Regions from separate parts of the Homo sapiens genome. Here region 1 is linked to region 2. A link is an interaction called in ENCODE POLR2A ChIA-PET data of the cell type or tissue named here. Cell type or tissue: A673. All regions are shown on one strand. Each heading gives the region's core, and the rest is flanking DNA. Links, peaks and the distances in the headings are about the cores only. Region 1 overlaps EIF5 (eukaryotic translation initiation factor 5). Region 2 overlaps MARK3 (microtubule affinity regulating kinase 3).

Region 1 (16,436 bases), core at 7,101-12,100, 78 kb after region 2:
TGGACCCACCAAGTCTTCAGGTCAGGTGGACCCAACAGTAACCCACAGTGAGATGGAAGTGGTACATCTGCAGTACAGCATGGCAGGACCAGGGGGCGCAATGGGCTGCACAGCAGGTGGCTCAGACACCCGAGTCATCTGCTAGTATTGTACCAACACCTCTCCCTCAGCTACACCTATGGCCTCATAGTGGGAGGAGGGAGATGATGAGTATCACATCCAGCCTCAGGACATCTGCAGCAGCCAGGGTTCAGGTCTTGAATTCTATTGTGACAGAGAGCTGCACAATTCACATCGCTGTTGGGAAGACCATAAACGGATGCTGCTGTGCCCCCGGGGCAGCACAGGTGAAAGTTTTAGCCACTGCAGGGCTCGGACACTTCAGGGACTGTCAATATTCCACCTGCTGGGTCCTCACTACCATTCAGCCAGTGAGTCACCCTTAAGGAATTCCATCCTTGCGGTCTCCTTCATGGGATGGCTCTGGTTCCAGCTATCCTAGGTCAAGTTCCTATAAGCGGCACCTGCAATGGGGATTCTTGTAAAAGTAATTTATTACAGTGTGCATGCATTCAGCCGTTTCTTACATTGCTATAAAGAAATACCCGAGGCTGGGTAATTTGTAAGAAAAGAGGCTGATTTGTCTCCTAGTTCTGCAGGCTGTATAGGAAACATAGTGCCAGCATCTTCTGGTGAGGCCTCAGGAAGCAAAAGCGGAAGGCAAAGCGGGATCAGGTGTTTCACCAGGCAGGAGCGGGAGCAGGAGAGTGGGTGGGAGGTGCCGCACACTTTTAAACATCCAGATCTTGTGAGAACTCATGCACTATCATGAGAACAGCACCAAGAGGATGATGCTAAACTATTTCATGGGAAATCCACCTCCATGATCCAGTCACCTCCCACCAGGCCCCACCTCCAACACTGGAGATACATTTAAACGTATTTGGGTGGGACAAATATCCAAACTATATCAGCTTTCTTTTTTTTTTTTTTTTTTTTTTTTTTTGAGACGGAGTTTCGCTCTGTCGCCCAGGCTGGAGTGCAGTGGCGCGATCTCGACTCACTGCAAGCTCCGCCTCCCGGGTTCACGCCATTCTCCTGCCTCAGCCTCCCGTGTAGCTGAGACTACAGGCGCGCGCCACCATGCCCGGCTAATTTTTGTATTTTTAGTAGAGACGGGGTTTCACCGTGTTAGCCAGGATGGTCTCGATCTCCTGACCTCGTGATCCGCCCGTCTCGGCCTCCCAAAGTGCTGGGATTACAGGCGTGAGCCACCGCGCCCGGCCCAAACTATATCAGCTTTCTAAGGAGAAGAGAGTGAGGAAAATCGGAGAGGGCAAAGGAAAAAGGGTAAGCACGGCTGTGGTCTCGGGTGGGGTCCGTGTGGCTTCAGTCTGGTCCCATGGAAAGCTTGGAGCAAAAATTGCATCTGGGTTCATCCCACATCAAAGCAAGGGATGGGCATTTCACATTGTGAGTCTGTCATTCGCTGCTGACTTATCAGACAAGGCAGTACCTATTCTTCCAAGGCAATTGGCTGGAGAGAAGGTGGGCGTGAACTCTGGCAGTCAACACTCACGGGGCTCATGCTTCTTAGACAATCAGGAGATGTGTGCAGAGACAGAGAACAGCACTGTGTCAAGATGCCAATTGTGATGGTAAAATGGATCATAGAAAAGAAATCTCTGGCCGGGCACAGTGGCTCATGCCTGTAATCCCAGCACTTTGGGAGGCTGAGGCAGGCAGATCACCTGACGTTAGGAGTTTGAGACCAGCTTAGCCAACATGGTGAAACCCCATCTCTCCTAAAAATACAAAAATTAGCCAGACATGGTGGCACGTGCCTGTAATCCCAGCTACTCGGGAGGCTGAAGCAGGAGAATCACTTGAACTTGGGAGGTGGAGGCTGCAGTGAGCCGAGATCGTGCCATTGGACTCCAGCCTGGGCGACAGAGCAAAACTCCACCTAAAAAACAAAACAAAACAAAACAAAAAACCCTCCATGACTCTTCAGATGACCATACCCTAGATGAGTTCTCTTAAATGCAAGCATCAAAGAGTGAACAATATGCATCTGAGGACAAAAAGGAAATCTGGATCTTGCTCCTGTTGCCCAGGCTGGAGTGCAGTGGAGTGATCTTGGCTCACTGCAGCCTTGACTTCCCAGGCTCAAGCAGTCCCACCCCAGCCTTCCTAATAGCTGGGACTACAGGCTCGAGCCACCATGCCCAGCTACTTTTTGTAATTTTTGTAGAGACGGAGTTTTGTCATGTTGCCCAGTCTGGTCTCGAACTCCTGGGCTCAAGTGATCCACCCACCTCGGTCTCCCAAAGTGTCGGGATTACAGGCATGAGCCACCGCACCCGGCTGAATTATGGATTCTCATATCCATATTCAGTCCTTCAACAGGAAGAACTAGCAACACAACGTTTTGTGACAAGAAATGGGATACATTTTGTTAAAAGGATGCATGATAATATTTCTTCATCTTTTACGATGTTTGTGTACATACTTTACTTGATACATTCAGTAAGTGGATGATAAAGTTGGATACACGGGGGTGATTGGAAGGAAATAGATGATGAAGAAATGAAAACAATTCATTGGATTGACCATTTAATTGGGGTTTATAAATCTAACCATGACAATATTTCACAATTATGGAACAAAGAAGATGGCCATCCTCTCAACAAAATTATGAGTGTCAAAGTTTTCAAAAGTATTGGGTTTCACAGATTCAAAGAGAAGAGTGAGAAGTCATGATAAGCTAAAACCTACTAAAGATGTAGTTGAAATCTGGAAGCAGTTTTTACAAGATGGATATGTTCTAGATTCAACATACAAGACAGGGCATGAGCAGTAAGTGGAAAGCAAAGGACATTGCCTAGTCTTTTTTTTTTTTTTTTTTTTTTTTAACAGAGACAGGGTCTTGCTATGTTGCCTGGGCTGGTCTTGAACTCCTGGGATCAAGCAATCCTTCCACCTTGTCCTCCCAAAGTGCTGGGATTACAGATGTGAGTCATTGTATTCAGTCCATTCTTGGTATATATACTTTCTTTTTTGAGACAGAGTTTTGCTCTTGTTGCCTAGGCTACAGTGCAGTGGCGCGATCTTGACTCACTGCAACCTCCGCCTCCCGGGTTCAAGCAATTCTCCTGCCTCAGCCTCCCAAGTAGCTGGGATTACAGGTGCCCACCACCACACCCGGCTAATTTTTATTTTTAGTAGAGATGGGGTTTCACTGTGTTGGCCAGGCTGGTCTCAAACTCCTGACCTCAGATGATCCACCTGCCTTGGCCTCCCAAAGTGCTGGGATTATAGGTGTGAGCCACCACTCCTGGCCTCTTTCTTTTTTTTCTTTTTCTTTCTTTCTTTTTTTCTTTCTTTTTCTTTCTCTTTCTTTTCTCTTTTCTTTTTTTTCTTTCCTCTTCTCTTTTCTTCCCTCCCTCCCTCCCTTCCTTCCTTACTTCCTTCCCTCCTTCCTTCCTTCTTTCCTTCTTTCTTTCCTTTCTTTCTTTTTGACAGAATTTCACTCTTGTCACCCAGGGTGGAATGCAATGGCACAATCTCGGCTCACCACAAACTGCCTCCCGGGTTCAAGCGATTCTCCTGCCTCAGCCTCCCAAGTAGCTGGGATTATAGGCGCCCGCCACCACACCCGGCTAATTTTTGTATTTTTAGTAGAGGCAGGGTTTCACCACGTTGGCCAGGCTGGTCTCTAACTCCTGACCTCAGATGATCCGCCCGCCTCAGCCTCCCAAAGTCCTGGGATTACAGGCGTGAGCCACTGCACCCAGCCACCTCTTTCTTTTTTTTAAGACAGCGTTTCATTCTGTCACCCAGGCTGGAGTGCAGTGGCTCGATCTCAGCTGAGAACCTGTGCCTCTTCAGCTCAAGTGATCCTCTCATCTCAGCCCCCCAAGTATCTGGGACTACAGGAATGCACCATCATGCCCAGCTATTTTTTTTGTTTTGTTTTGTTTTGTTTTATTTGTAGAGATGGGGTTTTGCCATGTTGCCCAGGCTGGCCTCGAACTCCTGACCTCAAGGGATCCACCCACCTCGGCCTCCAAAGTGCTGGGATACAGGTGTGAGCCACCGTGCCCAGCCCTTTCTTGGTATATATACTTTCAAAACAGGAAAATTTGGGATTGAAATTTGGGTTTCCTACACTTACATTCTTATTATAATTTCTAATAAGGTTGTTTGTTATGATCCCTTTATTCTTCTGTAAATTATTATGAGGCTACTTAAAATATAAATAAAATTAAAAGGGTCCTTTGGACCCGAGGTAAATTATTATATAATTCTTTTTTCCAGTATACTAAAGGTTAACCCAGTATTGTTTGTAATAGCAAAAGACTGGAAACTTCTCAAAGGTCCATCAATAGGGCACTGGTTAAATAAATAAATATTGCTACCTTCTAGCAATGGAATATTATTTTGCTATAAAAACTGATTAGGAAAATATACATGTACTACTATGGAATAATTTCCAAAATATAAAGCGAAAGAAACAGGGTTCAGAACAGGATGTAAAACATGCAATCGTTTGTGTTATAAAAAAGGAGAAAAAGTATGATTTTGCTTGAATATGCATAAACTATTTCTGATAACATTGACTCTTTTCTGTAGAGGGTATCTGGGCGGCTAGCCACAGGCATGACAAAGAAATGTTTCAGCAAAAATCCCTTTTACTTACTGACATAGACTGACATAGACTAACATAGACTGGCATAGACTGACATGGACTGACATAGACTAACATAGACTGACATAGACTGACAGACTGGCGTAGACTGACGTAGACTGACATGGACTGACGTAGACTGACATGGACTGATGTAGACTGACGTAGACTGACGTGGACTGACGTAGACTGTTGTAGACTGACATGGACTGATGTAGACTGAAATGCACTGACATAGACTGACATAGACTGATGTAGATTGACGTGGACTGACATAGACTGACGTGGACTGACGTAGACTGACATAGACTGACATGGACTGACATAGACTGATGCAGACTGACGTAGACTGAAAGGAGAACTTAGAAAAGGACACGCTCAGCGTCGGGCACACCTCAGTCAAGGAGGCTCTGCTGACCACACTGTCCCTGTCTCAGTGACTTCCTACAACAAAGGTGATTTCTCACTGATGTTCCAGCTCCCTTGAGGGTCCACTGGGCGCTCTGCTCCACCCATTCTGGGACCCATGCTGACACCACAGCTGCCATCTTGAGAGACACTGGTTGCCATGGCCACTCTGAGAATCTTAGACATGTAATGAAATACATAATTTCATATTTTATATATTTTAATTGAAATATCTGTATATACAATATATATCTTGTATATCTATTTTATCTATTTTTTTTTTGAGACAGGGTCTTACTCTGTCCCCCAGGCTCAAGTGCAGTGGCATGATCATGGTTCACTGTAGCCTCAACTTCCCAGGCTTAAGCGAGTTCCCCATCTCAGCCTCCTGAGTAGCTATGACTACAGACATGTGCCACCACATACTGCTAGTTTTTTGTACTTTGTTTTATTTTTTGAGACAGAGTTTTGCTCTTGTCGCCCAGACTGGAGTGCAATGGCCGATCTCGGCTCACTGTAACCTCTGTCTCCTGGGTTCAAGCGATTCTCCTGCCTCAGCCTCCCGAGTAGCTGGGATTACAGATGCCTGCCACCACACCTAGCTAATGTTTGTATTTTTAGTACAGACAGGATTTCACCATGTTGGCCAGGCTGGTCTCGAACTCCTGACCTCAGGTGATCCAGCCACCTGGGCCTCCCAAAGTGCGGGATTACAGACATAAGCCACCGTGCCCGGCCTAAGGTAAAATTTACATGCAATGAAATGAACAAATTTGGGACAAATGCATATACCCATACACCTATGTAACCCAAACTTCTATCAAGATATAAAACATTGCTGTCACCGTGGAAGGTTCCCCTGTGCCCTTTCCCATCAATCCCCACCCCACACCATCCACAGAAGCAATCACTGTCTTGATTTCTTCACCACAGATCAGTGTAGCCTGTTTTAGAACTTCATATAAATGGAACTGTACATACGTATTCTTCTTTGTTAAGGCTTCTTTCATTTAGTACATTTTTGAGATTCATAACTTTTGTTGTGCACATTAGTAATTCATTCCTTTTTATTGTTAATATCCAATTTTGAGCATATGGTACAGTTTGTTTATCCATTCTCCTGTTAATAGGTCCTTGTGATGTTTACAGTTTGGGATTATTATGAAAAAAAGCTGCAATAGCCATTCTCATAAGTGTTTTCAGGAACGCTTGCTTTCATATTTATTTATTTATGTATTTCTTGCATCAAAGTCTCGATCTTTCACCAGGCTGGAGTGCAGTGGCACGACCTCAGCTCACTGCAAGCTCCGCCTCCTGGGTTCAAGTGATTCACCTGCCGCAGCCTCTCGAGTAGCTGGGACTACAGGCGTGTGCCACATGCCCAGCTAATTTTTGTATTTTTAGTAGCGACAGGGTTTCACCATGTTGGCCAGGATGGTCTGGATCTATTGACCTCGTGATCCACCTCCCTCAGCCTCCCAAAGTGCTGAGATTAGAGGCGTGAGCCACAGCGCCTGGCCTCATTTCTATTAAGTGTGGAGTTCTCTAGGAGTGGAATTGTGGGTTTAGAAGGCAGGTGTATGTTCAGTTTTTGTAAGAAATTGTTAGAACTTTTCCTAAAGTGTTGGTATCATATTACATACCAACCCACAGTATGTAAGAGTTCCAGTGGCCCCACTTCCTCACCATCTATTTGGTGTTGTCAAGTTTCAAATTTCAGCTGTTCTGGTGGGTGTGTAGTGGTATTTCACTACGGCTCTTTTGTAAACTTTTGCTTTATATATTTTGAGAGTATTTCATCGGTGCATTCAGTGATAGAACTGTTATTTCTTTTTTTTTTTTTTTGAGACAGAGTCTTGCTCTGTCGCCCTGGCCGGAGTGCAGTGGTGCGATCTCAGCTTACTGCAACCTCTGCTTCCTGGGGTTCAAGCAATTCTCCTGCCTCAGCCTACTGAGTAGCTGGGATTACAGGCACTCACCTCCACGCCTGGCTAATTTTTGTATTTTTTAGTAGTGGCCAGGCTGGTCTCGAACTCCTGACCTCAGGTGACCCACCCGCCTTGGCCTCCCAAAGTGCTTAGATTACAGGCGTGAGCCACCGTGCCCAGTCAGAACTTTTATTTCTGATGTGTTGAATTGTTCATCACATTGTGCTGATCCTCTTTATTCCTAATGACTTTTCTTGGTTTGTCAACAAAATAAACAGAGAGAGGCTCTCTCAAAGAAAAAGGTATCTGCGAACAGGGCATTGCAATGGGAATATGCATGTCATAGTGAGCTATGTGTGTACTTTAGGAAGGTAAAGGGAGAGAATAGCTTTTAAAGGAAAAGTGAGGAGGATTACATAATTGTTTTGAGATAATCAGCCTTGGCCATGAAGGTCAATAACAAGGCCGACGCCGGTCCAAGGTTGGACAGGCAGTTGCTGGGTAGATGTCCTTGTAGAAGTATTATTTGTGGAAGGTTGTGACGGCCTTTGTGCAGGTTGTGGTTTTTGCAGTCTTTTGTGATCGTTGACAGTCGTGATAGGACAAACAAGCATGAGAATGCTCTCTTCACAGCCTCACCTGGCTCTATTTCTCAGGGTTTTTTTTTGTTTGGTGTTTGCCTTTTAAAATACAAATGACTCCATTCTCATTCTGACAGCCTTCACGTTTCCGCCTCTGGTCAGCATCTCTCTCTGAAAGCATCGCTGGTCAGTCATCCTGTGGCTGGGTCTTGATTGTCCCTTGATACCAGGGTGGATCTGTCCTGGCTGCCAGTCTTGTCCCACACTGCAGGGAGTGATTGGGGACTAGGAGCCAGTGTCAAAACCTTCTAGCCACCTGTGAACAACGAGGGAGGTTCGAAGGGAGTGGCTGTCAGCTAAGTCTACTTAGAGTCCATTATTGAGTTCAATTTTGTCTGTTCCATAGTTTTTTTGCAATCATTTCAAAGCGCCAGGCCAGCATTATTCTGTTAGGAGTTGTACTTCTGTAAAATTTCTTTTTTTGAGACAGGGTCTTGCTCTGACACCCAGGCTGGACTGCGGTGGTACGATCATAGCTCTCTGCAACCTTGAACTCTTGGGCTCAAGGGATCCTCCTACCTTAGCCTCTTGAGTAGCTGGGACTACAGGTGCAGGCCACTGTGCCTGGCTAAATTTTTCAGTTTTTTTTGTAGAGACAGGGTATCACTTTGTTGCCCAGGCTGGTCTCAAACTCCTGGTCTCAAGTGATCCTCCTACCTCAGCCTCCCAAAGTGTTGGGATTACAGGCGTGAGCCACTGTGCCCGACCAGAATATCTTTTTTATCCTGTGAGAGAATGTCAGGAGTTTGGATTGGTGTTTTAGATGGTGGCAACTGCCCTAGTGGCTTTTAATTAGACATCCTGAGCCCACTATTTAAAACGTGGAAGGTGTTTAGAAAAAAACCCAGGGAAACGAGTGAAACCAAATCACAGGACACCAAGAGATGAGTGTTCACAAAATTTTAACCCAGGCATGCAGATCAAATTACACGCTCAGACCAAAAGTGAATTCACCAGAAATGACATGCCTCACAGATAGAATGTGAATTCAATAGAAACCAGAATACTCAAGCTAGAGACCTCTGTCTTTATACCAGAAAGGACTTACCAGAAAAGTCAGTCTTTTATCATCTCAGGAGGGATGTAAGGTTCTTTATTAAGGTGGCCTTATAACCAAACCTGATCTTGAATATCAAAAAGCCTCTACCAAAAAAAAAAAAAAAAGAAAAGAAAAAAAAATAGGCCAGGCACAGTGGCTCACGCCTGTAATCCCACCACTTTGGGAGGCCAAGGCGGGCAGATCACGAGGTCAGGAGATCGAGACCATCCTGGCTAACATGGTGAAACCCCGTGTCTACTAAAAATACAAAAAATTAGCCGGATGTGGCAGCGTGCGCCTGTCGTCCCAGCTACTCTGGAGGCTGAGGCAGGAGAACGGGGTGAATCCAGGAGACGGAGCTTGCAGTGAGCCGGGATTGCGCCACTGCACTCCAGCCTGGGCTACAGAGCAAGACTCCGTCTCAAAAAAAAAAAAAAGGAAAAAAAGAAAAAAGAAAAGAAAAACAAAGCCTCCACCAAAAACAGGGAGGGCTGGCCTGAGAGAAGACTCACCAGGGACAAAAATTTGAGCCATGGAAGCCTACAGCGCAAAGGGCTCATGCATACTGGCCAAAAAAGAGTATTTTTTTCTGATAGTCATCTTTCTTTAGGTCCCATTTCTGACCCCATTTATGTCAATTAAATGAGAGAGACGAGCTCTCTAAAAGAAAGATATGTATTCAGGAATAGGGCATTGCAATGGGAATACACGTCATTGTGAGCTGTGTGTGTACTTTAGGGAGGTAAAGGGAGAGAATTTTTTTTTTTTTTTTGAGATGGAGTCTCACTCTGTCGCCCAGGCTGGAGCACAGTAGCACGATCTCGGCTCACTGCAACATCCACCTCCCAGGTTCAAGCGATTCTCCTGCCTCAGCCGAGTAGCTGGGATTACAGGCATGCACCACCCCACCTGGCTAAGTTTTTGTATTTTTAGTAGAGATGAGGTTTCGCCACATTGGTCAGGCTGGTCTCAAACTCCCAACCTCAGGTGATCCACCCTCCTCGGCCTCCCAAAGTGCTGTTATTACAGGCGTGAGCCACCACGCGTGGCCGAGAATGGTTTTTAAAGGATAAATGAAGATTACATAACTGTTTTGAGATTACCACCTGTGGCTACAAAGATCCATAACAAGGGCGATGCAAGTCCACAGCTGGACAGGCTGTTGCTGGGTAGATGTCCTTGAAGTATTTTTTGCATAAGGCTGTGATGCTTTTTGTGCAAGGCTGTGGTTTTTGCAATCTTTTGTGATAATTTCGTTATTGGGCATACCAGCATGAGACCCTTCACCATCGCAAGACTGCAAACCCTACTCTATTTGTTCGGGTTGTTTTTTTGTTTCTTGAACACAAGTGACTCCGCTTTGATTGACAACTTTCACACTTTATTAAAATCTACTTTTTTCTGAGATTCAAAGAGCTACATTTTTGGTTAGTGTATGTCTACTATACCTTTTTTCATCCTTTCAACATCTTTTGTCACATTTTAGGTGATGCTCTTGTAAACAGTGTATTGCTAGACCTAAAAATCCAAGCTTACAACTTGTCCTTTACCTGATACATTTATTCCATTTACTTTCATTTGGATTTTTAAAAATGTTAACTTAATACGTCTCTTTCAGATGTCCCTGCTTTTTAGTTAATTGTGTTTTCTACTCTCCTAAAGACTTGATTTTTATTTTTTAGTTAACTGACCGTTTTTAAAGAGGTTTTAGGCTCATAGCAAAATTGGGTGGAATTTCCCCTACTGCCCCAGCCAGGCATTGCTTCTGACTGCAGCATTAGGCTTCCAGTGGGATTGAGTGCTGCACATAAGGGTCTCCACCCCCAGCAGATATGGAAAGGCAATCCCCTAGTTTTACAGTAAGGCCTGGGACAGAATCCAAATTTGATCCCAACACCCAAGTGAATCCTCCTCCTCTTAAAAAGAAATAATTGACTGCATAACCGAACTGCAGGGTCAACTCAGATCCTACCATTCACCTGGAGGTCCTGACATTGCACCTCCCAGTCTAGGTCCCAAGAAAAGAACTCTGTAGCTTCTATTCTCATATCCCAGCACACACAAGTCCTTAAAATTTCTGGCCATAAAAACCACAGAAATTTGATTCCCAGAAAAAAACTGTTTGGCTAGACCAGACAGGTGGACATAAACACCCTGAGCTCCCAACCTATTAACAAAGGCTCACAGGGTCACTCTGGTGCACAAACCTACAATGAGACTACCTGCAAGTCATTTGCTGTCACCCCACTTATGGAATGTCACTATGAATCAAGATCTGTACTGGGGACAGAGATGACCAAAGTGACTCCCTGTCCCCTTGGGGTCACACAGCACATGCAACGAAAGTGCAACACTGTTTCTGGTACTAAGACTGCTCTGGCTTTGTAGTAGTCAGGGAGGCTGAAATTTGAACCATCAAAAAGATGATGCAGGAACAAGGTCAACTTTGCATTTGCTGGTTACTCCGGAATACTGGTAGGTCAAGCTGTAGCAATTAAGAAAATAGCTGGTTAGATAAGGATTGTCTGCAGACTTGTCAAATAAATTTAAAATACATGAAGGGTTATTTTGTTAGATAAGTGACCTTGGTACAACAGTACCTATGCCTCAGGACCACGATGAGGACTGACTGAGCTAACAAAATGCAAAAGGTTCAAACTCACTTATCTGCTTTTTGCAGATGGCCAGCTTTCACTTCTGCCATCTCCAGGCCAAAGGCATAAAGTCAGTGCTTGGTACACTGGAACAAACAGCTTGGGGCTCAATTTTGATACCCCTCCCTTCTCAAGCGGGAAGCGGTGGATTAGAGACCTCCTTGCCCATCTCTAAACTTTAGGACCCACACTAAAAATTTTTAAGTCAATTTCAGAATGCACTTGTTTAGAAAGCAAACCTCCCCATTCCCTCATTCTTAACTAGAGATATATACAATTATTCACAGTTACATAGCTGTATGTATGTTCCCTATTAAGCACCTGCCAAGATTTCAAGTAATAAAACTGAGGCAGATGCTCAGTTCACAGACAAGACTAGCAAATAAAGCCAGTGACCCAATGAAATGAACAACTTTTGTGAGTGGGGCTGGCAAGTGTAACTGCAGGATACATCCAACACAAATCCAAAGCAACGGCTACAAAACAGGGCAGATTCCAATGCTTTGATCTCATTATAAAATGAAAACTTGTTAACTTTAATATTAAAGCAAAGACAAAATACAATTTTATCATTATTTTAATCAAGTAACTTAGCTGTTTAAACAAATCCTTAAGACAGTTCAATAGAGCAAAGTGAAGAATTACTCTATTAGGATAACCTGTGAACAAAGTTCAGATTATGTGAATTTGTATTCCATTCGAAGTTTGGCACCAGACTGAACACTGGTTTAAGCCAAATTTTTTAGTGTTCTAGAAGCCCTGAACATGTTTTCCCTCAGATTAAAAGTAGAACCTTTATAATAGAACCTCATTAGCTTGACACTGAGTATGCTGAGTGCAACTTAGCTTAGGTCACCAGTATCTCCTACAGAATTCCAGTTAATGAAAGCAGATCAGCCTTGCGGCAAAGAATTTGAAACCTAGGCAACATACAAGTTTGAAGAAAAAAAAATCCTCTTTGGTGTGACAAAGCACATTCCCTCCAGGTATATGGCTCCTGCTCCACTTGCACCCGAATCTTGATCAAAGGCAGCTGGAGACCAATTCTTGTCTCTCCAATAAGATTGCTAGGTTTCAATTCCTTAAAATATCAAGCCAACCAAGTTTTATTACATCAAATGTTTCTATCATTTCAATGTGAAAATTTTTTTACGCCTATTTGTTATTAAGGTCTCATTATCTGTGAAATAATCACAAAAAAACAGAGGTGAATGGTATAAGCCACTGCTCCAAAATTAACCCTATCGATTCTCGATTCCCACTGTGCACTTTGTGAAAAGGGTAACTGCCAAGAGGTTTAACCTTGAAGATGATTACTCAAACAGTCAGAACCCATAATATGAGTTTAGATCAGGCAAGGAGTTCATGAGGAAGTTATCAACTCTTGTGTGTCCAAATCTAAAGCCCTGCATGGGCTCTGTCAGGTCCTTGTCACCTGCACTCAGGTGGCCATCAGACTTCTTGGGTGCCTGGCTATATTCAATGTGAAGTAAAAAATATCCCAAGTCTTACACCAAAATAGAGGCTCTGACTTAGAAGTATGCTTTTAGCTTTCTTTTTAAATAAGACATTCTGGAAGAAAAAAAAAAGAAAAAGGAAAGAAAATCAAGTTTGAAACACAGTTAACACTTATTTTGGCAAGAAAGCAACCAAAATCTAAAAAGCATAAACTATGTGTCCAAATGTAAAAGGCATTACAGAACAAACTGCAAGAGGGGAAAATTAAAGCCACACTGAACGAAAAAATACAGTATGTCTAACATTTTGGAATTGTAATTTAAACCCTAAGGGCAAAAGCTGAAAAATCATGCTTAGGTTGCTAGTTAAGTGCACCCTTCCTTGTTTCTCCCAAATAAAATCAGTTTATTAATTGCACCCCAAAGCAAGTTCTCTCAGTACAAAGTAACTACTACGTACACACAAAATGCTTGTTAATGTAATAATTTCCCTGGCTCATCCAACGTGCAATGCACACGACTTCAAAGACAATTTGGGGCAAGTGTACATGAAATGAGAAAACAGCTCTCCAAGTTTCAAATCCTGCTCTTACATTATTTATAGGACACTGAGGTCATATTTACTTCTTGGTTAAGATGTTACACTGTCATTTCATTATCAGTCTACCTCACAATGTACATTACCAGATGCCAATTTGAGGAACTACAGAGATAAAACTTTAGTACTTTCTTAATGGGCTGAATAAATTAATTACAATTAAGTTTGCTTTACATCCTGTTGAGGACCTCTTTGCAGCCCCAGGACCTAACAATATCTGGCAGGCTCCAAGAATGCTCATCAGGTGAAATGATGGCAGAACATTTAAAGTAAGGAGCCAGTTACTTCAGCTTAAGTCATTCAGAGCCAAACATCTGAAGAACGACCAAAATCAAACCTTTATTTTTATAACTGTATAAATGTGATCCAAATGTGTCCACCACTAGTTTTTCAAAAAGAAACATGCTATAAATAAGCAAACTACATCTGCTCACTGATGTGTATGGACTCCCTAGATGTCTCATTGGGCTTAATAACAGACCACTCACAGTAATAGATTTTTAGTGTAAAGTGTAGCATGATGTTAAGCCATTTTAGCTTTTGCACATACATGTTGCACTTCTGGCTGATAATGGAGGAAAATTTGCAGCATTATACTGTTAAGCTAGGTTGCATCCATCCCTTTAAATGGCATCAATATCGATGTCGTCATCCTTGTTGTCTGACTTTACAGTCTCAACTTTCGGTACACTGGCAGCCTTCGAATACACCACCTGTTAAGAGGAATGATTTTATTCAACATAAGCTGATAAATCTGTTTATAAAACAAATCAATGTAAATTGTGGTCACAGAGGAGGAAACTGCCTAGATGCAGCTATTTCTTCTTCACGGAACAGCTCTGTTATGCAAACACTGCAAGTTCTCTTACACAGGCTCCAGTCTAAGAGCATTTTTAAAGTTTTTTTATAGACTATAATGTGTAGGAGTAGGAACACAGTTTCCATCACCCTTTCTATTATTTTCCAAATTATTGAGAGGCTGTATTTTACTGCATCTTAAATTCTAAACCTGAAATTACCCCAAACTGCCATTATATCACTCCTCACAAACCTTTTTAAATCTCAAACACCCATGCCAGCACTGTATCCAATACCCTCCTCCCCCAATGTTTACCTCAATGTTCTCATCTTCATCTTCTTCTTCGCCACCAGAAGATTCTTCCTCTGCCTCCTTCAACCATTTTATAAATGGTTCTGCTTTGACACGAATCTCTTTGGCAAGTTCTTTGGAGACATATTTCTTAGAGGCCTAAAAAATGTGAGTACAAGTCTCTTAGTTGAGGAATTTTAACAACTTTTGATTATTTATACAATCCCCCTTACTGAGCTGAGGGGACTGGGTCCTAACAAGTCTGAATCCTCAAACAGAATCAATGTACTCAGTGAACACGTTAGTCTCAGCAGTCTGTTATGACTACAAATCTGACATGATGCGAATCACAATCTACAGCACAGGCACTGAACTTTAGCTATAGATATTAAGACATTTTTTCTTCATCTCAAAGCCGTCTCAATACTTGTGAACGGCTGGGCGCAGGAGCTCACACCTGTAACCTCAGCACTTTGGGAGGCCAGTGGATCACCTGAGGTCAGGTGTTCGAGACCAACCTGGCCAACATGGTAAAACCCCATCTACTAAAAATACAAAAATTAGCTGGGCATGATCGCAGGTGCCTGTAATCCCAGCTACTTGGGAGGCTGAGGCAGGAGAATCACTTGAAGCCGGGACGTGGAGGTTTCAGGGAGCTGAGATCATACCACTGTACTCCTGCCTGGACAACAGAATGAGACTCCGTCTCCAAAAACAATCAACCAAACAAAAAAACCCCCCAAAACCTGTGAACTTTAAGAGCCCACCTATGTATTCCCCACCTTTTCCGACCAGCTGATGATGACCTCTTCTTCTAAAAGGTCTGCATCGTACATCTCCTTCAAGATATGTGGAATCTTGGAGATAAGCTGAGCTTGATGCATTGCTACCACACACTCCAAACCATGAAGAAGGTACCGTTGGGCTTTTTTGTTGTTGTGACAAAACTGCAAATAGACACCTTGGTGTTAACAATCTTTTTTATGTGTTCTAAGTTGACAACTCTATTACCCAAATAAGAGTGTCTGCAAGTGCATGGCCCATACCATAGTTGTTCAAAAAGGTCAATGCATAAACATCCCTGTTACTTTGTAAGGGCCTAGGTATGGCACTTTCAGATACTCAGAGGCTTGTAAGGTGGGTCAATTTCCCCACTTTCAAGCATGACAGGACAAGCAAAAGTGGTTAATATGACCATCTCGAAAGCCACACAACTGTAATCTCATTTATGAATCCAGAGCACTTTGCTTACTCGTAGGAAATGGCGCCTGTATTTCTTAATCTGTTCTCTAATCTTCTCATTAAAAAGAACTTCAGTTAGAACAAGAGGGCCCATGGCTTTTACATCCAGTCTTTCTGCTTCAGCAACGATTTCTTTGTCAGATGAATCAATAACACCCTCTTCTTTCTTTTTCTGCAAAGAAAAGGAAAACAATTCAGTGCAATGGAGGCACACTTTGCCAGGCTCAAGACACCAGCCAGTCCCTGCTCTGATGAACATATTTTTCCTGCCTAATTTGGCAGTTGTGACACATAGTGCCTGGAATCACGCGCAAAAAATATTTAAATGAACAAGAGTTCTAAAAAGTCGTGCATTAGAGTAATCCTAATTACACTGCTAAAGTATCATATATCTAAAGGCACAAACAAGGCTGGGTTGAAGCTGATTTACAGACCAAGCAAATGTTTTACCTTAACAAAATCAAAGAGGATATTGACCCTCTCCTCAATTGTTCTTTCCAAATCATCACTGAGTGTCAGAACTTTTGCATGGTCACTGATTTCATCCATTCGACGCCTTTGAGCTTCCTCAGTTGTATCTTCTCCCCAGTCATCATCCTCCTCTTCTTCCTGTTTATGAAAACAGAGCTACTTGATCAAAGGCCTTAAAAACAACAACAAAAAGGTTCAGATTTTGCCAAGTTAATGGC
Region 2 (16,436 bases), core at 4,581-9,580:
AAATACTGCCTGAATGAGCCAGTCCACCTTTTTCGGTAGTGGTGGTAAAAAAGAGATTGCACACTGCTGATGGCAGAATGTTCCTTATGATGAATGTTAGCTGCTAGGGCATGCTCCACAGCTTTAAATCACTATCTAAGAGAGCTGTTCCTGAAGCAAGTGTGATACAACTATGAATGGTGCTGAGAAGAAAAAAGGATGCAAGAATGACTGCAAAGGGGGCTGACAAAGTTGCCTGGTACATTCTACATTGTTGCAAAATTGCTGGGGGTGGGGGAAGATGGGGGGGCTGGGGATAAGATACTTGGTGAAAAAGAATTGGAAACAAATGTATGTAAAATGCTTCTAATTTACTTCATAAGCATATGAAGTTATATACACAATTTTAAACAATGGCCTATAAACTGAAAATATTATACTTATCAAGTTATTTAACTTGGGATAGAGCTGGCTTTAGAATAAGTCTTCAGTGAATGGTTCATACTTGAATAATACCAAAAACAAATCTTAAAGTTTTAATTATTATTATAAGTCAAAATTAATTCAGATGCAAATATGCATAATCACACTAATGGGCTAACCAAACTACCATGCACTAAACTGATAATGATGTGACAAATAATAAACGAAGAGCAGCAATGAAAAATCATTACCAAAAAAATAAAATAAAATAAAAAATGACTAAAGGAAGCAAGCAAACAAGAAGGAAAAACTGCAGCCAACTTGATACAACACCATGGTAAAAATTTTTCCGGGAAAACTGTTAGGATTACAATTATATCCAGGTACACATGAATAGTGGAAGGTATGTAACATCATAGAATACTCAATTAGAGTCCTCATTAAACATCCTTGTATGTTAATTTTAGTTCTGAATACCACATTGTATTAAACTCTAATGTATTTATTAGTACCAAATCCTTAGATAGCTGAAGATATGGAAGTTTAAGGAAATAGATAAAATTTACTCTTCAGGACAAAGGACTGGAATTTTTAGATGTTTCATGCCCACCTTGAGAAGCCTTAAGGCCCATTATGGGTTGCAGATCACAAAGAACCACTTGTTGAAATAACATTTTTAGTGCAGAGAAAGTCTATCTCCCTCCCCACCTCCCAAACACAAAACAGGGACAGGGCTTCAAAATTACCAGGATATAAATAACCATGAGGAATACATTAGAAATGTATATAGAGCACTGCTCTTATCAAAATATCGCACAACTGTGCAGTGCTGTGCAGTTTACAAAGCCCTTTTATATGCATTATTTCATTAATACTCACATCCATCATAAGAAGATGAAATTATCTCCATTTTAAAGATGAGAAACCCAAGGTCCAGCAAAGTTAAGTGCCTTGCTCAAGGTCAGATATTCGGCTAAGTGGCAGAGCCAGGACTGAAATTCAGTACTTCCTGTTCCTACTTCATGGTCTCTGTACCCCCCTCAACTACTACAGGTCAAATCTAGAAATCAAATGAAGTATGTAAAAAGACTCTGCGAAGCTAAAAACAACTAGAAGGATTTTATTATGAAGATCATTAATTATTTGCTGATGTCCTACCACTGAAATACCTATGCCTGGGCCCAACCTAATTGCTTAGGCATTATTATGTAAGTGTTAAGACTTTCAAAAATCTGCCCAGGTGATTCTAAAAGGCACTAGGGCAAAGACTTGATCTATGTTAAATGATACTAATGGCAATACTGCTTTATGAACATGCTTTTCCACTTTCAGTTTTACTTTAACATTTCCCTTTTATATTAATCATCAGTCCTTAATCAGATGTGGTGTGTCAAGAGTTTAAGGAAGCCAAAGTGTTCACTTTAAAATTTTCAGTATTAGCTATAAGGTACAAATTTGCACAATATCAATTACATGAAAATATTTTTGTACTGTATTATTTTTAAAAAAACTCTAGTCAATATTAAGAATATTCAATAAAAAGTACAGCCTCGTACAACTATATCAATAAAAAAGTACAAAAAAAAAGCACAGCCTTTAGTTTGTGCTGTTAAGAACATTTAAAAATAATCTCCGACCAAAGATAACCCAACAATTTTTCATGAAATACTACATTAAGTTGCATTCATTTGAGGAATAGGAAGCTTTATGGCATTAAACATAAAATAACAGTTGGGGTATTTAAGGGACAAATTAGATGGCAATTAGCACCGATAATTTTTTAAAAAGTACTAGACATTGAACCAATCTTACCTTTTGTAGACTTGTTGGATTCAACTGAGTTTTGTCAATTATTTTTATTGCAACCTAGAAAGAATAATAAATATTTATGGATTTTAAGAATTTAGTAATTATGGACTGATAAATGCCAAGATATATGGCATTAAGAAGCAAGCAAGCAAGCAAGCAACAAACCACAAAACCTAAAACTCAGCTGGTTACAATAAGCAATTGTAACTTTATAAAATTGTGTAACTGAAAATAAGGGCTTCTATAACAATGCTTTCTAACTAAACTTCTCCCTACCCTAAATACAAGAGACCCTAATAGGCAGGAATATCATCACCCCTATTTGGCTTGAAGAAGTTACAGATGATCTTTGTCCCGCTACAATTCTTAAGGATTAAGGGTCCCCCTGTAAAAGGGAGGGGGGAAATATGTCAGAAGTGTTTGAACCAGAGCAACTCCATCTTGAAAAGGGGCTGGGTAAAATAAGCCTGAGACCTACTGGGCTGCATTCCCAGGAAGTCAGGCATTCTTAGTCACAGGGTGAGATAGGAGGAGCTTGGCAGAAGATACAGGTCACAAAGACCCTGCTGATAGAACAGGATGTGGTAAAGAAGCAGGCCAAAACCCACCAAAACCAAGATGGCGATGAAAGTGACCTCTGGTTGTCCTCACTGCTCATTATAAGCTAATTATAATGCATCAGCATGCTAAAAGACACTCCCACCACCACCATGACAGTTTACAAATGCCACGGCAACCTTGGGAAGTTACCCTAAATAGTCCCCTAAAAGGGGAGGGACCTTCAGTTCCAGGAAATCTCTGCCCTTTTCCCAGAAAGCTCATGAATAATTCACCCCTTGTTTAGCATATAATCAAGAAATAACTATAAGTAGACTCAGTCAAGCAGCTGATACTGCTGCTCTGTCTATGGAGCAGCCATTCTTTTGTTTCTTTTTTTTTTTTTTTTGAAACAGTCTCCCTCTGTTGCCTAGGCTGGAGAGCAGTGACATGATCTCGGCTCATTGCAACCTCCATCTCCCAAGTTTTCATAGTTTCTACTCCCTCAGCCTCTGGAGTAGCTGGGATTACAGGTGCGCACCACCACGACTGGCTAATTTTGTATTTTTAGTAGAGATGGGGTTTCACCATGTTGGCCAGGCTGGTCTCGAACTCCTGACCCCAGGTGATCCACCTGCCTCGGCCTCCCAATGTGCTAGGATTACACGTGTGAGCCACAGCGCCTGGCCTGTTTCTTTACTTCTTTTATAAACTTGTTTTCACTTAAAAGAAAAAAAAAAAAGAAAATTGGGGCTTCAAACTAATAAACGTATTGTTATAACATTTTATATTTAAGTTACTTATAGACAAGGGGAAAGTCTCCTCCAAACCAAGAAAAAAAGAGAGAGAGAGAGAGATTATACACAGAAAGCACTTCTAAAAACATATGCAATGTAGCAAATCTTTTCTTTACAATTTACTGACACTTTAAATTTAGCTGACTCTGGGATGGGTAAGCATACAAATAGGTGGGTATTGAATCTGAAAACTTTAAAAATTTTTTTTTTTTTTTTTTAAATAGAAAAGCCCTTTGGGCAGTTAAAGAAGGAAAGGGAATTAGGTCCAAACCAATCTGTGGGCTAACCAAGTGAATATACAGAGCGGCAACAGCAGGGTCACCTAGCAGCCTTTGTTCAGAAAGGGTGAGTATGCCCCAGCCAGTGTTTTTAAAACCCATTAGGATATAGGAAGTACTATAGCTTCTATAGCTTCTGGTCAGCTCATCACTGTCACGTAAAAATGATTTCTATGGACTATGGAAAAAGAATGGAAGTGACAATAGAAGGGAAGAAAAGTGGAGAGAGGCTTTGCCATGACCAGGGAATATCAAGTAACTCGGCTTTGCACCTGAGCTCCAAAACAGCAAATGAGCCCACCCCCATAAGATCAAAGAGGCTGTGCTTCCTACTGGGCATCCTGCAGGACACAGGCCCAGAAGACCCACCCCTGAAGAAAGCATCTATAGCCAAAGTCCAGGGAATGAGCTTGGAGTTTCTCTACATCAAACATTCTCACACTTTTTGGTCCCTTTTACACTTTTAAAGATTACTCATTCCCCCAAATGTGGGTTGTATCAACGAATATCTACCAAAATACAAATAAAAACTGAGAAACTGTAAAAAAAAAAAAAAAAAAAAGTATTTAACAATTGATTTCAAAATAACAATAAGCACATTATAACACAAATAATATATTTGTATGAAATTTTCATACAAGCTTCTACATTCAATCTGTTGTGATATCACACATCATGTAACCTCTGGAAAATTCCACTCTACACTTGTGAGAGACAGAATGAAAAAAGCAAATGTTTTACTAGTATCACAAAAATAGTTTTGACTCGGCAGACTCCTTAAAAGGGTCTCAGAAAACCTCCAGGGGTCTCCCCATGTCATACTTTTGAGAATGGCTGCATTATGTACATTAACACCATGTTTTAAAAACCCTGCTTAACTTGGTCTAAAGCCTCCACCTGACCACATTATTTATTCCCTATGAGTCTATAACCTCCAGAGGAGCTACAGAAAAAATCACTGCAACAAGGTATCCAGCAATTCTGACCCTGGAGTGGATGGGCTATAACCCCCATTTTCAGGAGGAAGCAAATCAGAACTGGGGAAGGAGTGGAGGGAAAACGAGTGTGTGCGCCTGAAAAACGCAAAGTTGGAATTCTAATTTTGTATTTGGAAAACATAAGTTTCAGTGGAAACTGAATAAGCAAAAGAAAATACTGACTACTGAAACAGGCAAACACGAACTGTCTTATGCATATCTCAACTGGGGAAAAGACATCTTATTCATCTTTATAGCCCTAACTGGCACATAAGGAGTACTCAATAAATACTGAGTTGTCCGGGTGAGGTGGCTCATGCCTGTAATCCCAGCACTTTGGGAGGTGGGTGGATCACCTGAGGTCAGGAGTTCGAGACCAGCCTGGCCAACATGGTGAAACCCCGTCTCTACTAAAAATACAAAAATTAGCTGAGCTTGGTGGCGGATGCCTATAATCCCACCAGCTACTTGAAAGGCTGAGGCGGGAGAACCACTTGAAACCTGGAAACGGAGGTTATAGTGAGCCAAGATGGTGCCACTGAACTCCAGCCTGGGCGAGAAAATGAGACTCCATCAAATAAATAAATAAATAAATAAATAAATAATAAATAAATAGGCCAGGTGTGGTGGCTCACGCCTGTAGTCTCAGCACTTTGGGAGGCCAAGGCAGGCAGATCATGAAGTCAGGAGACAAAGACCATCCTGGCCAACATGGTGAAACCCCATCTCTACTAAAAATACAAAAAATTAGCTGGGCATGGTGGCATGGGCCTGTAATCCCAGCTACTCGGGAGGCTAAGGCAGGAGAATTGCTTGAATTTGGGAGGTAGAGGTTGCAGTGAGCCGAGATCATGCCACTGCACTCCAGCCTGGCAAGACAGCGAGACTCCCTCTCAAAAAAATAAAAATAAATAAATAAATAAATGCTGAGTTGATCTGAGGCCTTGAACACTCATAATCAGTAACCAAAAAACAGGGCTTCTGGTGTTTTAACAGATAATGAGGTTTTAAAAATTATATAAATCAAAGTCGAATGAATTTTCTTCAAACTTTACCTTCATAAGTAATTTTACATGGTATACCTAGATCTCCCAATTCCAATGAAACCGTTAGACATACACACTCTTTTCTGGCCTCCATTCTGCTTTATTCCTCCTCCTCTTCATGGCCAAATCCATCAAAGATGCTGCCTTTCCAGTTCTTCTTCTCTCTGAGCTTCTGAGACGTGGTTTCTATTTTCACACCTGGACTCTTAATCACTAGTTTCTTATGGTTCTGCTCAATATCCTCCTCCTATTCTAAAGATTCTTTTTTTTGTTTTTTTTTTTTGAGACGAGGTCTCATTCTGTTGTCCAGGGTGGAGTGCAGTGACATGATCACAGTTCATTGCAGCCTCGACTTCCGCAGGTTCAGGTGATCATCCCACCTCAGCCTCCCGAGTAGATGGAACTATAGGCACGTGCCACCATGTCCAGCTAATTTTTTGTAGAAATGAGGTCTCCTTATGTTACCCAGGCTGGTCTCAAACTCCTGGGCTCAAGCGATCTGCCCACCTCAGCCTCCCGAAGTGCTAGGATTACAGGCATGAGCCACGGCATCCGGTCACTATTCCAAAGATTCTGATTCTGCGTTTTTTTTTTCTCTTGAGACAGGGTCTCGCTCTGTCACCCAGGCTGGAGTGCAGTGGCGTGATCTTGGCTCACTGCAACCTCCGCCTCCCGGGTTCGAGCAATTCTCGTGCCTTGGCCTCCCCCAAGTAGCTGGGATTACAGGCACGTGCCACCACACCCAGCTAATTTTTGTATTTTTTTAGTAGAGACAGGGTTTTGCCATGTTGGCCAGGCTGGTCTTGAACTCCTGACCTCAGGTGATCCACCCGCCTCGGCCTCCCAAAGTGCTGGAATTACAGGCATGAGCCATCGCGCCCGGACTGATTCTGTTCTTATACACTTTCATCTTCAGGTACTGCTATTCAATAGCCTCTGAAGCAAAAATAGGAGCTCAAATATGTTTCATTCAGCTTAACCAAACTGCAGAAAAGTCATTTTATCAAAAGCAACTATGTCCCCAGAGTGAAACACCATCATTTGATGTGACATGTGTACGTGCAGCAAGGAAGCCTGAGCGGGAGTTCCTAATCCCCTCTTCCTCCTAGCTCCCCGCTGGGATGACTCCACCAAAATCACCTTGGCCCAGAGCTGGAGCCTGGAGAGCTCAGGCAAAGCTGAAACCTTGGGGTCACCAAAAGAGGTGGTAACTGGGGTATCCCCGATTGCAGTGCCTCAGAAAGGTGTAGACTGGAGAGAAGACCACCCCTTTATTCCAGTGATTGTGGGGTTGGGTAAAGGGAGACTCAACAAACACCAAGGGGGCTCACTAAGTGAGAAAGCCACTTGCTGTGGAAATTTCTGGGAAATTCCATTTACATTCACTCTGATGCCAGCAGCAAAGTGGAATATTACAAAATAGGGATGGGACAGCTCATACATGAGATGGGCTTCTCCCAACAAATCCACAGCAAACACCCACTGGAGAAAAATCCTTATCTTCCACTTTCTGTTGGTTCACCAACGGTCAAAAGATCCTAACACCCTGTTTCTGAAAGTGTTAACAACATTCTCAGTCAGTAAAAGAGGAGGCAAAAAAAAAAAAAAGACTGCAAGTCCTCTAGGGGGATAGAGTGGCCTGAAGAATGATGCATTAGTCATCTTGGACTGCCATAACCAAAATACCACACACTGGGGGACTTAACAGTAATTTATTTTCTCACAGTTCTGGAGGGGACCTTCTTCCTGGCTTGCAGATGGCCACCCTCTCCCTGCGTTCTCATGTGGTAGAAAAAGCTAGCGTTCTGGTGTCTCTTCATGTAATAACACTAACCCTATCAATCAGGATTCATACTACGACTTCACTTAACCTTCTATAAAGACCCTATCACCAAATACAGTCACACTGGGGGTTAGGGCTTACACATATGAATTTTGAGGCATACGATTCAATCCATAGCAAATGGAGGCCAAGTCAAACAACTACAACAGTTGGTTACAAATGAAAACCTCAACATGGAAGAATATCACAAGCATGAAGTAGAGTAAAAGAAATAGACACAAAATAATACACTATTATTAAAATACTCTAACATTCTATTAGTACAATGTTAAAACAACAAACAGACAAAACCTATGGTATTAGAAGGTGGCACAGTGGTTCACTTGAGGAGGTGGGGTAGTGAAGGGATTTGAAGGAGGCCAAAGGGAGGCTTCTAGGGTGTGGGTCACAGTATATTTTTTGCCCGGGTCATGGTTATTCAAATGTGTTTACTTTGTGATAATTCATCAAGCTGTACACTTATGATTTGGGCACTTTTTATGTATGTTACGTTTCTTTTTGTTTTGTTTTTGAAATGGAGTCTTGCTCTATCGCCCAGGCTGGAGTGCAGTCGCGCGATCTTGGCTCACTGCAACCTCCACCTCCTGGGTTCAAGCAATTCTCCTGTCTCAGCCTCTCAAGTAGCTGGGACTACAGGCACACACACCATGCCCAGCTAATTTTTGTATTTTTAGTAGAGACAGGGTTTCACCATATTGGTCAGGCTGGTCTTGAACCCCTGACTTCAGGTGATCTGCCTGCCTCGGCTTCCCAAAGTGCTGGGATTCACAGGCATGAGCCATTGCACCCAACCTGTGTTACATTTCAGTAAAGAGTTTTTGTGTTTTTAAAGTCAATGATGACTTTAAATAAAATGTCAATAGATAATGCCTAAACCTGAAAAACAAGTAAGACTACAAGCATGTTATAAAGTATGAAAGAATCATTTAAAAGACTAAAGAATCACTTTAAAAGATTAAAAGTGGCCATCCTGGGAGACAAGGAAACCAGTGAGTCTAGGGGACTCTTTTTTAACAAGTCTTGACTCTTTAAACTGTGTGTAATATGTAACTTGAATAAAAATAATTACATGAAAAGTTATTTTCATAACCATAATGAGGACATTGGTTAAAGATGGCATATTGATCACATGCATTTCTCTGTCCTGCCACCTGATAGGCCCACTGAAGAACAAAGACCAAATGACAAAGAATGGCCAAGAGAAGGGAAGGGCTGCCACCAGAAGACAAGTGACTTCAAAGAATTTCTGGGAGATAAAAATCTGACAGCAGTACAGTGGAACATGTAGCAGGGCACAGAAAGACAACCCTAGAATATGCTTGGAAAAGGAAAAACTCAACTGTCCATAGAAAATAACTCTGTGTTGCGTGTGTGGAATGTCCCAGTGTAAAGACCGACGTTCCTCTGGCCTCTATGAGGCTAAGCCAGGCACTCGTCACCCCTTTACTGGGAGCTCTCAGCTTTCTTCTTAGGGCTCCACTCTTGAAGACATGAACAAAATAAAAAAATCACACAAATGAGGAAAGCCTGTGATTTTTCCTGATGCCTTGCTCCATAATTAAGCCTCTTCTTTCAAAAAAGGAGCTACAGTCAATTCTCATTGTTCATTCTATGCAGTTACTGTGCTCACTGAATTAGTGAATACGAAATCATTGCTTCTGGGGGTTAGGTTTCTGCAAGCCTCTGGTCACAACATTTTGCAACAGCAGATTAATACATAAGTTTGTTTTATGTGTGTGTCTGTTTAAGAACACCTTCTTTACTATATATGATTGGTTAACACTGAATTCACAGCCACAGCACTGTAACGCACACTTGAGTGAAACTTCTAACACGTGCATCTTCTTTGTAAAGCACCATAGCCATGTGCAGTGCAAGGAAAAACTCAACTGTCCAGAGTTTTATCCATGGCAAGGCTATGATGTGCCTTACAAAGAAAATGCAGGTGTTAGGTAAGTTTCACTCAAGGGTGCGTTAGGAAGACTAGACAGCACTTCAGCACTATGCTTGGGGCCCATTTTAAATGGCAAAATCATCAACAAAAAGTACAAAAATGAAAAAAAAGGCATTAAATAGATCACAAAAAAGACACTGGTTTACGGCACAAAGACTGAAAAAAAGAAAGCAAAGTGTCCCCTTGTTGAACCTCAACTAGGGATGTGCATATTTTTTCACCGTTCTGCATATGTCCGAAAAGGATTACCAAAGCGCTGTACTGATTTGGGTGTTACAAATAAATTTTTTCGAACAGGTAAATTTGCAAATATAGAAACCACAAAAAAATGAGTATTAACTATCTGCCTGGAAATGAATAGTGGTGATGGTTGCCCAATAATGTACATATAGTTGATGTCACTGAACTACACACTTAAAAAATGGTTAAAATTATAACTTTTATGTTGTATGTATTTTACCACACACACAAAAAAAGTGTTGGCCAGGTGTGGTGGCTCATCCCTTTAATCCCAGCACTTTGGGAGGCCCAGGCAGAAGGATCACTTTAGCCCAGGAGTTCGAGACCAGCCTGAGCAACATGGGGATGCTTTGTCTCTGTAGAAAATACAAAAAATCAGCCGGATGTGGTAGTACACACCTCTGGTCCCAGCTACTCAGGAGGCTGAGGTGGAAGGACTGCTTGGGCCCAGGAGGTAGAGAGCTGCAGTGAGCCAAGATTGCACCACTGCACTCCAGGCTGGGCGACAGAGCAAGACTCTGTCTCAAAAAGAAAAAAAAATGTTCAAAACTGTGGAATTCCGTGATTTTTTATATATAGGGATTAGGCTTATATGGAGCTTTTTTCCTGCACATTAACCATACCTCCAGGTTGTACTAAAAGCATGCTGACTGTTTTTATGCTTTTTAGTTATATAACATATGTATTCTATATCTTATATGGAATATATAAATTATATCTTACACCAAGGCTTTCTTTCACCCTTGTCTGCTTGTTTCCAAAAGTTTCTGTTTCTTTTTCTTAAGAGACAGGATCTCGCTATGTTCCCCAGGCAGTGGCTATTCACAGAAGCAATCTTGATCCCAATCCCCATCCCACTGATCAGCAGAGGAATTTTGACCTGCTCCGTTTCTGGGCCAGTTCACCCCTCCCCTCAGACAACCTGGTAGACCCCTGCTCTTGGGATATAATTAATTTTTAATTGAAGCAAATCATTCTGGGTTTTAACTTTTTTTGTCAGTCACTACAGTTGTTTTGAATAAAAATTCATCACTGTCTACCCACCCCCAAGAAACCACTTGCTGAGTTTTGGTATAATGTCAAAGAACAATATCCACAATCACCTGAAAAGGTATTAATATGCTCCCTTCCTTTTGTAGCTACATTTCTTTATACACTTCAACCAAAACAACATACTTAAATAGTGTGAATGCAGAGCAGACACAGGAACCCAGCTAACTTCTATTAAGCCAGATATTAAAGGGGTTTGCAAAGAATTTAAACAATTCACTCTTTTCAATAATTTGCTTTGGAAAATAGTTGTTTTTCATAAAAATATGTTATTTACATTACCATGTAACAGGATTATTATTTTTGATGAATTAATATATATTTTAAGTTTCCTAAGTAATAACTTCCAATTCAGCAGCTATCAATACATATAACCCTAATAAATAAAAGCTTTGGGGAGTTCTCAATTTTCTATTTATTTATTTATTTATGAGACGGGGTCTCGCTCTGTCACCCAGGCTGGAGTACAGTGGTACAATCTCGGCTCACTGCAAGCTCCACCTCCCGGGTTCACGCCATTCTCCCACCTCAGCCTCCTGGTAGCTGGGACTACAGGCGCCCGCCACCACGCCCAGCTAATTTTGTTTTCGTATTTTTAGTAGAGACGGGGTTTCACCATGTTAGCCAGGATGGTCTCGATCTCCTGACCTCGTGATCCGCCCGCCTCAGCCTCCCAAAGTGCTGGGATTACAGGCGTGAGCCACCGCGCCCAGCCTCAATTTTCAATTTAAAGGAGTTCTGAGACAGAAACGTTTGAGAACTGCTGTTCTCATCAATGGCATTGTACACAACCACTGAAATGAACAATTATGACGATTAGTGGCAACGTAGAAAACTGCTTTGGATAAAATTCCGAGGGCGGAAAAAACAAGATACAAAATTATAATCAAAAATATGTTGAAAAAACATGTATATGGAAAATATACAAAAACAAAAATGGTATTCAGAATATTAGGATTGTGGGGTTTTTCTTCTCTATTCTCCAAACTTTCTGTAAAGTTGTTAACATAGTCTTCACCAACAAACTCGTGACTAAACATAAGCATTTATGCAAAGTCTCAGGAAGTTTCACACACCCCAGGATGAAGAAACGTGGTTTCAGGAGTGAAGCAACAGATGAAAAGGCAGGCGGGGGAGGACTAAGTGACTGAGGGGTGGGATCATCAGTTCCTCCCAGGCAGAAGAGAAGATTCTTATCTAGAGAAACTGGATACTCTCAGAAATCTAAGGACACAAATATCTGGGGTCTTCAATAAAAGCACCAGACAACTCCCAATAGGAAAGCTCTGTGGTCAAACATGTCCTATTCATACAAACACAGCTTGTGATCAGATGCTTAGGGCTCCACATTAGGTACAGACAACCAGAGGCTACCAGACATCCAGAGAAAGTCTCTATATGAAAGAGCGGTAACAAGAAAGAACCCCAGAAAAAAAGAGAAGCAATGCAGGGAACAAAAATCTACTTTATAAAAGAGCTAAAAAAAAAAAAAAAAAAAAAAAGCCTTTACTATTCTCAGGGAGTCAGCAGAAGAAACAACATTCATAATACCAGGGCTAGATGCTGTAAAGACAGTAACAACAAACAGATGAAAATGATCAAAGAGTGAGCTGGGGAGAGAAGAGGAGACACACACACAGCTTTCTTTCTTTTGAGACAGAGTTTTGCTCTGTCACCCAGGCTGGAGTGCAGTGGCGCGATCTCGGCTCACTGCAACCTCTGCCTCCCGGGTTCAAGAGATTTTCCTGCCTCAGCCTCCTGAGTAGCTGGGATTACAGGTGCGCGCCACCACGCCCAGCTAATTTTTTTGGATTTTTAGTAGAGGCAGGGTTTCACCATGTTGACCAGGCTGGTCTCAAACTCCTGACCTCAAGTGACACTTCTGCCTTAGCCTCCCCAAGTGCTGAGATTACAGGCATGAGTCACCGTGCCCGGCCCACACACACATTTTTAACAGAAAGAATGGAAGATGAAGTTAAAAATATCTCCCAGAAAGTAAAAACATAGAGATAGAAGATAGATTTTGAGGCTCTTTTCAAGCACTCCAGTCTCTGCTTAAGGATTCCAGAATGAAGATTTTTAAGTTAAAAAAGAGACAATTTTCCAGAACTGAAAGACAAAAACCTCTATATTAAAAGGGTCCAATGAGCACCAAGAACAATGAATGAAGACTAACCCTTGGCACCTCAATGGCTAATTTCTAAAAACCAAGGATAAACTTCCAGAAAGAAAAAAAATATTACATACTTAAGCTACTTACATGGTTATACTCCAGTCTTTGACATTCCCAATATCTGAAAACCTTTCATGATCCAAGTTTGAGCTTCCCATTCTTTAACTAACTTCTTCTACCTTCCTGCTCACTCAATCTAGTACTCTAATAACTGTTGGAACTTACCAGGATCTGTAATTCACTGACCCCACACCTTCATAGGGTCAGTCTTCCTCCTCAAGTTCTTAGTTCCTAATTATATCACTAATTTCATTGTGATGTTGTTGTATAACAATGCTCCTGGGGTGTTGTATAACAATGCTCCTTTGTCCTTTCACTATACTAATGTGACAAAACCCCAATCTCTGCAAATGCCATGCCTGCAGCTGGGCAACTGAATGTGGCTGGAGAGTAGCACAACGCCATGCTGACTCTTCCCACTTTAAATCCTTGGTCACCAACCTCAGGGAAGCCTTAAGGCTGCCTGGCAATTCTATTACATTTCTCTAGTCCATTCACTCTCCTGCTTATCTGGCAATTATTTTAACCTCCTCACATCTCTAATACATCTCCTCATCGTAGCAGATCAGTTTGCTTTCCATTTTACTGAAAAAACAGTTTGCACTCAGAAAATTTCTACAAGCTCCTACTACCATAAGGATCCCCTCACCTGCACTGATGCCGGCACCCTCTGCTTTCCTCCTATTTCTTTACTTTATTTTCTTTCTTTATTTTTTGAGACAGAGTTTTGCTCTTGTTGCCCAGGCTGGACTGCAGTGGTGCGATCTCGGCTCACCACAACCTCTGCCTCCTGGGTTCAAGCAATTCGCCTGCCTCAGCTTCCTGAGTAGCTGGGATTACAGGGGCACGCCACCATGCCCAGATAATTTTTTGTATTTTTAGTAGAGATGAGGTTTCACCATGTTGGCCAGGCTGGTCTCGAACTCCTGATATCAGGTGATCCACTCGCTTCGGCCTCCCGAAGTGCAGGGATTACAGGCGTGATCCACCACGCCTGGCTTGCTTTCCTCCTATTTCTATGGAAGAACTGTCCATGTTATCCAAAGACCAATGCCTCCACCATCCCCTCACCTATTCCAAAATCTCTTCGACAGCACCAATTTCCTCCTTTTTATGAGATTATCCCCATTAGTAGAGAAATATGTTGATATTTTGTCCATCTTCTAAAAAATACCTTGGCCTAATGTCTCCCTGTAGCTACCATCCCACTTATCTGTGCCTAGAAAGAGCTACCTTGCTGTCTCTAATTTATACTCACCGATTCTCTCTTGAGCTAATACATTATATTATATGTGTGAGTACTGCAAAATATTTGAAAGATAAGCTAGAACATTTTGGCCAATTAGCAGTAACACATAAAACCTAAGAGTTTATAGAAAAAGAAACAACTATTAATTTTAGACAAAGCTTTACAATTATATAAGAAAATAAATGATCATAGCCAAAGCTCAACAATACTTACACAGTCGTAATTTAAGTAAATAAGCCAAATATATCACTGCAATAGAAAAGCTAGGGAAAGAAATGTAGATATGGAAGTGGGAAGTGGAAGTCAATGATGTTTAAAATGATAAATTTGGAGAAAGCTATTGGAGTAACAGAAGAAAGAGCTTAAAAAAGTTGGGGCCTTTGAGTAATAATGCTGAGGAAAAAGAGGGATAAGAAAAGAAACTTCTGATTGTCATTAGAACTTTTTAGTATATTTGACTTGTTAAGCTATGTGCATGCATTACTTTAGGAAAATAATTTTTAAACAATAAATAACTCCAATAAAGTACAAATGACTGAAACAAGTGAGTTCTGTAGTTCGTGTGAGGGGAAAGGTCTCTGGGAGGCTATGAAAATTAGTGGGGGGAAAATAATGAACTTGAAAGAAAACTGTGGTGTAAAACAGGCAATATTTCACACCAAAATAACCATAAGCTATGAAAAGTTGGTCAAAAGCAAGACAGCAGATGCAACTAACATCCCCAGATTCATAGTAAATATGGGATAGATGCTTCCAGGACAATATGGATAATGGGTAGCATTTTCATTTAAGAGCTAAATCAGATGAATTTCACAACTGGTACATGTATTTTAAAAATATATAAAATGAGCATTTTGATATCCATTTCTGATTGGTTCATGGTCATCCTGTGGGAAGTCTCATCTAAACTGAACTTACACCATAACTAGGCTATTTAAAGGCTTGATTTAAAATGGTCTTCAGAGTGTACATATTAATGTATCTTGTTTATAATTCTTATTCCAACATGTTTGTTAAATTAAAACAACTTTCTTCCAACGAACATATAGTTTTTCATGAGTATCTTTTTTTTTTTTTTTTTTTTTTTTTGAGACAAGGTCTTACTCTGTTGCCAGGCTGGAGTGTACTGGCATGATCTTGGCTCACTGCAACCTCCGCCTCCCGGGTTCAAGTGATTCTCCTGCCTCAGCCTCCCGAGTAGCTGGGACTACAGGCGCACACCACCATCCCCGGCTATTTTTTGTATTTTTAGTAGAGATGGGATTTTGCCATGTTGGCCAGGCTGGTCCCAAACTCCTGACCTCAGGTCTCGATCTCTTGACCTTGTGATCTGCCCACCTTGGCCTCCTAAAGTGCTGGAATTACAGGCATGAGCCACCATGCCCGGCCTTCGTGAGTATCTTTTATGTTCACGACATCCTTGTGACTTAAATGCATGATATAGATTGTCCCTACTCCCTTCTTTCAGAAAATTCTTTTCACGATATAATTCTACATCTCTGTTCTTACCCCAAGGATAGCAGTTAAAACTCTCAACATAATACACAATAAGCCTTTAACTTATACTGACTCAGAACAAATTAAGTCCCCAAATCATCAATGCCACTCTTCCCACAACCCTCTGGGTTTTCTTCAGAGGTTTTAGTTCTTCAATAGGCAAGATACATCACGTTCCCATCACAGGGCAAGAGAACGCTGACAAAAATAAAGATCTTAGCTGAGAAAAGTACTAAGTAGCTGGGTGTGGTGGCTCATGCCTGTAATCCCAGCACCTGGGGAGGCCAAGGCGGGCGGATCATCTGAGGTCGGGAGTTCAAGACCAGCCTGACCAACATGGAGAAACTCTGTCTTTACTAAAAATACAAAATTAGCTGGGCATGGTGGCACATGCCTGTAATCCCAGCTACTAGGGAGGCTGAGGCAGGGGAATCGCTTGAACCTGGGAGGTGGAGGTTGCGGTGAGCTGAGATTGAGCCATTGCACTCCAGCCTGGGCAACAAGAGCAAAAGTCCATCTTTAAA

What was found. ChIA-PET counts read pairs that join two places held together with the same protein. Peaks named below come from ENCODE experiments on the same cell type or tissue, not always from the same donor. Only the 100,000 strongest peaks of a DNase experiment are listed, where the experiment ranks them.
Region 1: POLR2A ChIA-PET joins it to region 2 with 5 read pairs; 11 of 35 experiments call an interaction of 5 or more read pairs at or near these places.

Annotation. Positions count from the first base shown.
Region 1 is chr14:103,338,655-103,355,090 of GRCh38, reverse strand. It overlaps EIF5 (eukaryotic translation initiation factor 5), which reads right to left. Exons shown (of 12, transcript NM_001969.5): 8 at 16,198-16,356; 9 at 15,758-15,919; 10 at 15,288-15,452; 11 at 14,530-14,664; 12 at 10,066-14,128. The coding sequence ends at 14,039. Among named protein-coding and RNA genes, the nearest start is that of SNORA28, 9.0 kb to the right of the region's middle. RefSeq lists a silencer at 265-559. In A673, for the core only: no CTCF peak of the experiment used is centred there; no DNase peak of the experiment used is centred there.
Region 2 is chr14:103,414,219-103,430,654 of GRCh38, reverse strand. It overlaps MARK3 (microtubule affinity regulating kinase 3), which reads right to left. Exons shown (of 18, transcript NM_001128918.3): 3 at 2,215-2,268. Among named protein-coding and RNA genes, the nearest start is that of MARK3, 37 kb to the right of the region's middle. RefSeq lists enhancers at 11,994-12,063, 12,074-12,183. In A673, for the core only: no CTCF peak of the experiment used is centred there; a DNase peak (open chromatin) is centred at 7,504; H3K27ac peaks cover 1,605 bases.